3 separate regions of the Homo sapiens genome follow, and all the other regions are linked to region 2. The links are chromatin contacts, found by Hi-C or POLR2A ChIA-PET in ENCODE. All regions are on one chromosome and are shown on one strand. Each heading gives the region's core, a stretch centred on a gene start or an enhancer-like site at or near the end of the contact. The rest is flanking DNA. Distances are from core to core; before and after follow the strand shown.

Region 1 (2,867 bases), core at 112-2,611, 260 kb after region 2:
CAAATATTCATTTGTCTTATTTGAAGCAGTCTATTATCTAAGCAGACAGGAGTTGCTCAAGTGGAGGCTAAATGTTTTATCTGTATTCTAATACATTTTACCACCAACATATGTGTAACTCTGGATGGATCACTATATTTAAGTTTAGATTAATGAAAATTGTTGACTGTGGTAAACTTTTCCTTCCTTCCCATTTCATGTGAAGAACAAAGGTAGAAAGTGTCATTATGCAGGAATAATGTTTTCTGCAAGTTTTAAGAGAATGTCTCAATTCCTTTTTCTTTCTCCTCTGAAACTACCGTATCCCATGAACTATATGGCATGTGATAACTTCCTAGTCTCAGACTGGCAGTATATAATATTAGAGCAAGAAGGATCTTCAGATATGACCTAGCGTTGAATCTCTAATTTTTCCATTCTGGAAATCTTGGTCCAGAGGGTCAAACTAGTATCTCCCAAGTTGCTCAGTGAGATAATGGCACACCTAGGAAGACAAAGAACCCTTGATTTTCACTTAGTACCTTGTGTTCTCTGCAGAGAGTAAAATTGATCATTGATGAGTCATTAACCAGTGTCCATTCACATGCTGCTACTTTATGTTCACTTTGGGGTTTCAGGAAAAAATACATAGTAGCAGAAGATGAGCCCTACCCCTATCCCCACACCCCCACAAAAATATTCACTGGCCTTTGGTGTTCTGTTTGGGTCTTCAGCATCCCCCACTAGGTGGTGTCCTAATTCAGAAACTTTGCTGTGAGACTCCAGATGGGCTTCTGCCCTAACTGGAACTAAAGCAGCCACAGTGTTGACCCATAAGAATGCTTAAACAATTTGGTAAGGTGCTAGATCTTGTAGTTAAGTAAATCAAATGAAAATTTAATTCATGAACACAAATGCTATAGCTAAATTAAGATGTATAAAATATTTTTATATTTCATTTTCTGGAATCTTTAATAATTGCATGTTGGCCCTGTGGCATGAGACAGATTAAAAGCACTGGTTGTTTTTAAAGAATCTGGGACCATTTGTGTGGATAGAGGGCAGGATGGAGGCTGCAGAAAGAAAGGAAAGACAATTAATACTGTAAGTAACTACTGTTAAGTAGTATGGCTGTAAATAATAAAATATTTTACTACAGGTTCCCCAAATTAAAAGAAAAGGGAAATAAACTCAGAACCTCCTTTAAATTTGTAACTCTCAGCTCTGGTTTAGATATGAAATGATTGGTTGCTGTATTTCAAAATCCTGGCAGAATTACTGTTCAATGGTTCCAGATGTTTTTGATAAAAACTTGGAATTGTCACATCAACTGCAAAAGCACAAGACTGCAGATTCTGTCTTCTGTTGGGGAGTGCTGAGCAGATCCAGAGGGGAAAGCAACACAGACTCTTTTTTCCACCCAGAGCATTTGTTTCCCACCCAGGGTATTTGTCCTCCAACAAGGAACAGAATATGTAAGGAATTGTCCTTTAATATGCAGAAAGAGCAGGAAATCTAGCTTTCCAGCCTGTGGCACAAAGCCAGAAGTTAGAAATAAAAAGGTTAGTCTTTATGTCTCAAACAGTAATCTAGGCTCTTTCAGAAAATTATATTATTTTGAAACAAGTTTCTCTCTCCTAAAAACTTCCTGAAGACAGACACCTTGTTACCTATTTATTTTGCTTGCCTCCACTAGAAGTCACAAAATATCTGTTACATTGTTATAAATTATCTGCATGTAAGTCACTGGACAGGGATAGGGTAGAAAAGCTTTTTTGTTGTTGTTGTTGTTTTTGTTTTTTGTTTTTTGAGGCGGAGTCTTGCTCTGTTGCCAGGCTCGAGTGCAGTGGCGCGATCTTGGCTCACTGCAACCTCCGCCTCCGAGGTTCAAACGATTCTCCTGCCTCAGCCTCCTGAATAGTTGGGACTACAGGCATGTGCCAACATGCCTGGCTAATTTTTGTATTTTTAGTAGAGATGGGGGTTTCGCCATGTTGGCCACGATCTGGATCTCTTGACCTCATGATCTGCTTGCCTTGGCCTCCCAAAGTGTTGGGATTACAGGCGTGAGCCACCGCGCCCAGCCGGTAGGAGGGTTTTAATGGTGATTAAACCATCTCTGATCCCTAGAGAGACAGATGCCTGGGAACCTTGGAAGCAGGAATCATTTGATTCTAATTAAAACAGAAGGGAGTGGCAGTGAGGAACAAACCATATTGAGGACAGAGGGGAGGCAGCTCTGTGTTCAAAAAAAGAAGAAGGGCGAGTTCTACATTCTAGCTTGGTGAAAGCTTTTACAGAAAAGATAATAAAGTATCAGTTTATCTATACATTCAAGCCTAAAGGCTCTTTCTGTCTGTGCCCTAGACCACATAGTTTGGAAGTATTTGTAAATCTCTGGTCAAGTTCCCATGCTTTTGATAAGCCTGAGCAAGAATTTTATTTACAACTTTTAAATCTCTGTCAAATCGTCTTGTTTCTACTGTTTTGTAGCCTCATTTGTAATGAAAAGCAACATCTGTTTCACTGCACATGTTGGTACCACTACAGAGCCAAGGCTCACTTGGGGCACGAGAAGGGGAGGGGTTGTCCGCCTTCATTCCTCGGATGAACCAGTGAGGAATAGGGAGATAAAACCTTATGGCTTTTATTTCAGAATAAAGCCTGTATGTAGCTGGGGTGTATTAATAGAAAGTTGAGGAAGACGTTTACAGTCTTCTTAGCAGGGTTTGCTGTATTTCCCTCCTTTAAGCTGGTCAGCAACTTGAATATCTGGCCTGAGGACACAGCAACTCATCTATACCCTTTTTCTATATCCGTTTTTTAGCTCCTGAAAAACCTTTTCACCAACTTTGTTTGCAATGTCAACAGAAATGTAGGTGTTAAAT
Region 2 (3,216 bases), core at 283-2,782:
AGACCCAACCACCATTGTACTTAGACATACCCAAGTCTCCACTCAAAGGGAGCATAGAACATTCTGCCACAATTTCAGAGGAATGAAATTTAAACTTTCAGTCTATTCTGCGAGGCTACATTCTCACTGTTTCAAAGGATCCCTTAATAAAAATAGCTATAACAATAATATTTGCAAGTTATTAATGCTTTTTAATGTGCCAGACACCTTATATAGAATATTTCTAACCATCATGACACCCTAAATGTAAATATTATTGCTGTTTTACAGATTGGGAAACAGAGGTTCAAAGAGGTTTAAATAACTTGCCCATGATCATACCATTATTCAGATATTGGCCGGGCGCGGTGGCTCACGGCTGTAATCCCAGCATATTGGGAGGCCCAGGCAGGCAGATCATGAGGTCAGGAGATCGAGACCATCCTGGCTAACGCGGTGAAACCCCGTCTCTGCTAAAAAAATACAAAAAATTAGCTGGGCATGGTGGCGAGAGCCTGTAGTCCCAGCTACTCGGGAGGCTGAGGCAGGAGAATGGCTTGAACCCAGGAGGTGGAGCTTGCAGTGAGCTGAGATTGCACCACTGCGCTCCTGGGCGACAGTGGGAGACTCCGTCTCAAAAATAAATAAATAAATAAAAATAAAAATAAAAATAAAAATAGCTATAACAATGATATTTTCAAGTTATTAATGCTTTTTAATGTACCAGACAATTTATACAGAATATTTCTAACCATCATGACAACCCTAAAAGTAAATATTATTGCTGTTTTACAGATTGGGAAACAGAGTTTCAAAGAGGTTTAAATAACTTGCCTATGATCATACAATTATTCAGATATGCTAACCCCAAAATCTATCCTCTCTCTTTTTCTTTTTTTGAGACAGAGTCTCGCTCTGTCACCCAGGCTGGAGAGCATGATCTCTGCTCACTGTAACCTCGACCTCCTGGGTTCAAGTGATTCTCCTGCCTCTGCCTCCTGAGTAGCTGGGATTACAGGCAGGCAGCACCACGCCTGGCTAATTTTTGTATTTTTAGTAGAGATGGGGTTTCACCATGTTGGCCAGGCTGGCCTCGAACTCCTGACCTCAGGTGATCCGCCCACTTTGGCCTCCCAAAGTGCTAGGATTACAAGCATTAGCCACTGTGCCCGGCTGTACTTTTTCTACTGCACTTGGCTTCTTCTCATGTGAGCAAGATTCAGGACAAGTCTTTCCAAGGGCTTGGAGAAAATATAGAAGGTGGAAGAGAATAGGTTTCAGCTTGGGTCAGTGGGATATTTCTTTTTTTTTTACTTCCTTTTTCTCTACTTCCTATCATCCCTTCTTTTCTTCCTTTTTTCAGTTAATAAAAAATGACACAATTAATAACAAAGCTAGCAGAAGCCCTAGACTTGGCTCCTTGCCATATTTAAAAACCAAGTTCCACCCATATACAATTATGACTGCTGACAATAAAGTCCCAACCCAGAATGAATCAGCACAGAGAAAAATCAAAAGAGGGCAGGGCTGGGGCTTGGTACTCAGAGTTAGCCCCAAAGTTATGAGTCAGAGACTTCTCAGAATAACCTCCCTGCCAAATTAATCCCAGGCCAGGGCTTGCCAAGGTGCAGCTGGTTTCACAAATTCCAGTGGACTAAAGTGGACTTCCCTGGGGGAAAAGGGCAGTGCTAATGTGCCAGAGAGAGACAGACTGGATAGGTGAGTGGTATTATGGTCATTGACCAAACTACCAAACTTCATTCTACTCTAGCAGAAACAATCCTAAGGCCACATAGATGGAAATGCACCTGTTCAATTCTGCTCATCACTGTATTCAAGAACTCAGGAAAGATGTGTATAATGCATCCAAAATGAAGGGACATATTTATTTATATTGTTAAATAATATCTGCAACATGAACTAGCCAAAAATAAAATATCGATGCAATTAGTGCATGCTGTACTAAAAACAATGATATCGGTTTGTAGAGGCTTAAACCAAATAGAAAAGTCTTGTCAAAAGTGTCTCCTTGGTCCAGGTTTGCTCCATCTTCTCTAGGTCAACCTCTTTCTCTGAATCTGAACTTCATGAGTAAATACTGTAGTCGGGGAGGGTCAGGATCACCTTGTACTGCAAACCCAGACAGACCTAGGCTCCTGTAGGTCTCAATAATCTGCATTTATTTCTTTCAAAAGACAAACCAGAAATGTTCCCCTCACCCAGATCCTCCTAGAGAAAGAAAAAGAAGTTGTGCATTCATGCTATATGAAAAGAGAACAGGAATTTAGAATCATAAAGACCTGGAAAAAGGCCGAGCGTGGTGGCTCACACCTGTAATTCCAGCACTTTGGGAGGCCGAGGCGGGTGGATCACTTGAGGTCAGAAGTTCAAGACTAGCTAGGCCAACATGGTGAAACCCTGTCTGTACTAAAAATACAAAAAAATTAGCTGGGCCTGGTGGTGGGTGCCTGTAATCCCAGCTACTTGAGAGACTGAGGCAGAAAAGTTGCTTGAACCCAGGAGGCAAAAGTTGCGGTGAGCTGAGATCACACCACTGCACTCCAGCCTGGGAGACAGAGCAAGACTTTGTCTCAAAAAAAAAAAAAAAGACCTGGAAATGAACTGAGCATGATGGCTCATACCTGTAATCTCAGCATTTTGGGAAGCCAAGGCAGGAGGATCACTTGAAGCCAGGAGTTCAAGACTAGCATGGAAAGTATAGTTGAGACCCCAACTCTACAAAAAAAAAAAAAAAAAAAATAGAATAAAATTAGCTAGGCATGATTGCATTCCTGTGGTCCCAACTATTGGGGAGACTGAGGTGGGAGGATTGCTTGAGCCCAGGAGATCAAGGCTGCAGTGAGCCATGATTGCACTATTGCATTCCAGCCTGGGGGCAGAGTGAGACTGTCTTGAAAAAAAAAAAAATCTGGAAATGAGTTCCCCAACTCTAAGACTTCCCTGCTGCTTGGGCTTTGAACAGCGTATTCATCTATAAGATGGAGAAAACAAGACTTACACTTAACTGTTGTTAGGAAGATTAAATGAGAAAATACATACTAAAGTGCACAAGCCAGTGTTTGACTCATGGTTAATTGTATCTTGGTCGCCCAATCTCCTGGGCGGACCTGAACTTCTTTCTGTATTTGAAAGTCCTTTTGAGAGGTCTAGAGTCATCTATTCTTTCTAACATAGGATTCATTGATCAGAAATTCACAGAAGGGCGTCCTGAGACAC
Region 3 (3,198 bases), core at 250-2,749, 310 kb after region 2:
GTGCTGGCATTACAGGTGTGAGCCACTGTGCCTGGCCTTTGCCTTCTCTTTATCACCATCTAATCATCTCTTAATTTCTGCTGCTACCAGTCTCTTGAAACTCCTGTCTTGAAGGTCATGGATTTCCATGTCAGCCAAATCAAAGTGACTTCTTAGTTCTCATCTTCTGGATGTCCTCATTATCACTTACCACTTTTGACAATCCCTTGGGGAGCTTTTGAGTTGAGAATTCAAATTATTTGCTTTTATATCATTGTACCTCACTGCAAGTCTTTTCTCTTCCTCTTGGGTCAGAAGACTGATTAATTTACGAAAGCATTCTGGGATGCATCTTATTTCCTCCAAATGAAACACTTACAATTTAAAAAAAAACTGTTTTTGAATAGATGACTGGAGTTTGAGGCAAGAATCTAATGATACATTTCTAATTAAACAAAAACATTGACAACCTCTTCCTTGATTTGCTGAGTAGGACTTTGTGTAGAAGTTTAAATTTTTATTGCATCCTACTATGAAGCACTAACATGACCAAATATAAACTTGACACTGAAGGATTATCTTAGTAATTATTGTAACACTTATGCTTGTGTGAGACCAGACAAATAAAGAGATTTAGGCATAATGAAAATCAGTTGAAGAGTGAATTTTGCCCCTTTTAAAAATTTTTCTACTTGTTCTGATACTTCAGAAGGAGTTAGAAAAAATAAGAATATGAAGAATATGCTTGTTGAAGCAAGTGATTTAGATTTACTCAGCCTAATGGTAACAGAGAAAGGAAGAAAAAAATAGGAACAATTCTTGGATGGCTACTGAGCACAGCTTTGCTAAGGGTAAATAAACAGTGAAAAAATCTTTAAAATAAATTGCATTTCAAATTTATAGAATCCTTTGGAAATCATTTACAAGATGAGGTAAAATACCAAAATTGTGGATTTGTAAACAGAATCATAGGCCAAGACTGACATATCCCTTCAGATTTAGCTCCAGCTCATTTAAATGACTTGCCTAAGGCCGTGTAAGTGGCTATTAGCTGAACAGTATTAAACTCAAGAGTTCCTGGCTATTAATTTCTCTGCTTTTTTCCAGGTTTTTGGAGTAGGTGAGTTTTCAAGGAGGAAATAAGAATGATTTAATTTTCTTAATATTATTTATGTGATACCTTTTCTAAGATGGATATTTCCGGGAATTTGACAGATAACCCTGCATTTTAGTAAGACGTTACTACTACTGATGTGTTTCTAAAATGGACTGTCTTTCTGAAGTGGACTTTCTGATTCAGTCTTTCTAGATAAAGTTGTTGTTTTAGTGCCTTGCTATGCTTAGCCTTCCTGGAATCTCTACTTACCCATAGTTTTTATCTTGTATGGAACCTCAGAGTAGGCATTTGAGCTGCTTGTTTCACTCTGATCTAGACGAGTTGCCTGTAGCCAACTTCCTGTTAAAAGTCTCTGCCTTTCACTGAGGTCATTTTTTAGACCTCACAGTTGTATTTGAAACATAGCAACTGTTTGCCTCAGCTGCCATGGTTACACATGAAACAAGCTCTAAATAATCAGAAGTCTGGCCTAAGTGAGTCAAGTTCATGCTAGTAACGGATTTTTCACTGCTTCCCTTTCAATATGTGAGTCATAAGGAGGCAGATTTCATTCTGTGAAGGGAAAGGATTAATGATAAAGTCAGTTAACAATTGGAATGGGCTCTTATCACCAGAAGTGTGCTAGTGGACACTAGATGACTGTCTTTCAGGGATGTTGTACCAGGAACTTCTGCAGGTGGTTGGATTACATGGTCTCAAAGCTGCTGTGAATTTACTGAGAGAGTTAAATTATCAAATTTCAGTTACCTTTACGTTCATGTAGAATCACTATCATCTTAGAAGAGGATAGGGAAGAGATTTAGGCTTCTTTCCAGATACACTGTTGTTTTGTTTGTGATCTTAAGACACTTTACTTGAATCTCAATTTCCAATTATTTAAAATCAGAGGCCAGGCCTGGTGGTTCACACCTATAATCCCAGCACTTTGGGAGGCTGAGATGGGTGGATCATTTGAGCCCAGGGATTTAAGACCAGCCTGGCCAACATGGTGAAACCCTGTCTCTACCAAAAATACAAAAAATTAGCTGGGCGTGGTGGTGCACCCCTGTAATCCCAGCTACTCAGGAGGCTGAGGCGGGAGAATCGCTTGAACCTGGGAGGCAGAGGTTGCAATGAGCCGAGATCATGCCACTGCACTCCAGCCTGGGCGACACAGTGAGACTCTGTCTCAAAAATAAAAATAGGCTGGGTGCGGTGACTCACGCCTGTAATCCCAACACTTTGGGAGGCCGAGGCAGGCGGATCACAAGGTCAGGAGTTCGAGACCTGCCTGACCAACATGGTGATACCCCATCTCTACTAAAAATACAAAATTTAGCTGCGCGTGGTGGCGCGCACCTGTAATCCCAGCTACTCAGGAGTCTGAGGCAGGAGAATTGTTGGAACCTGGAGGCAGAGGTTGCAGTAAGTAAACCAAGATTATGCCTCTGCACATCAGCTGGGTGACAGAGTGAGACTCTGTCTAAAAAAAAATAATAATAAATAAAGTAAAATCAGAATACTATTACTGATATTCTACTATATCTGTATGAAGAAATATTTAGATTTTCAAAGAACAAGTATTGTATGTAGTTTGATATTTCCAGTGAAATTATTTTTAAGTGATTATGCATCCAGCAGATATTTATTAAGTACTTACTAAGTTTGAAACATTGTTAGATGCTATGAGGGATACAGAACCACTGTAAAGAATGGATACTCTAATGATCCCCATTTTACAGATGAGAAAACTAAGCCTCAGAAAAGCTAAGTAACTTCTCTGAAACTGAGCAGCTGTTAAGTAGCAGGAGCAGACTTTAACCTAAGTCTGTCTGACCACAAGGCCTGTGCTCTCACCCGCTTCTTCACTGCCTTATTTTACTATGTGGGTCTAATTATAAGGTTTTATGCTTATCTAGAAATATGAGAGTATATGCTTACAACGTGTTCTTCACTTTTTTACTTCACAGATATGTCACAGATCTAAGCAGCAGGGATTTAATTACTGTACATCAGCCATTTCCTCTCCATTGACAAAATCCATCTCATTAATGACAATCAGCCATCCTGGATTGGACAGTGAGTATACTACTTTTTAAAAAAATTAAATATATTAAATCTTA

Evidence for each region. Hi-C counts contacts between places; a loop is a spot of excess contacts on that map. ChIA-PET counts read pairs that join two places held with the same protein, here RNA polymerase II (POLR2A). Pooled maps may share reads with other maps.
Region 1: a pooled map shows a loop between it and region 2 (2.0-fold over the local background). The contact joins two enhancer-like sites. A Hi-C loop is called at or near these places in 1 of 50 pooled maps. POLR2A ChIA-PET finds 5 or more read pairs at or near these places in 2 of 52 experiments (AG04450 and BJ).
Region 3: a pooled map shows a loop between it and region 2 (10-fold over the local background). The contact joins two enhancer-like sites. A Hi-C loop is called at or near these places in 6 of 50 pooled maps. POLR2A ChIA-PET finds 5 or more read pairs at or near these places in 3 of 52 experiments (Panc1, activated T-cell and endothelial cell of umbilical vein).

The regions. Positions count from the first base shown.
Region 1 is chr15:85,615,475-85,618,341 of GRCh38, forward strand. The region is part of intron 8 of AKAP13 (A-kinase anchoring protein 13); the gene reads left to right. Among named protein-coding and RNA genes, the nearest start is that of LINC02883, 140 kb to the right of the region's middle. RefSeq lists silencers at 659-708, 769-818 and an enhancer at 2,487-2,656. Within about 2 kb of position 1,362, at least 5 of the 41 ENCODE cell types and tissues checked have a DNase peak (open chromatin) inside an H3K27ac peak, as active enhancers do.
Region 2 is chr15:85,356,624-85,359,839 of GRCh38, forward strand. No RefSeq gene overlaps it. Among named protein-coding and RNA genes, the nearest start is that of MIR7706, 22 kb to the right of the region's middle. Within about 2 kb of position 1,533, at least 12 of the 41 ENCODE cell types and tissues checked have a DNase peak (open chromatin) inside an H3K27ac peak, as active enhancers do.
Region 3 is chr15:85,666,677-85,669,874 of GRCh38, forward strand. AKAP13 (A-kinase anchoring protein 13) reads left to right here. Exons shown (of 37, transcript NM_007200.5): 14 at 3,046-3,154. Among named protein-coding and RNA genes, the nearest start is that of LINC02883, 90 kb to the right of the region's middle. RefSeq lists an enhancer at 1,412-1,581. Within about 2 kb of position 1,500, at least 22 of the 41 ENCODE cell types and tissues checked have a DNase peak (open chromatin) inside an H3K27ac peak, as active enhancers do.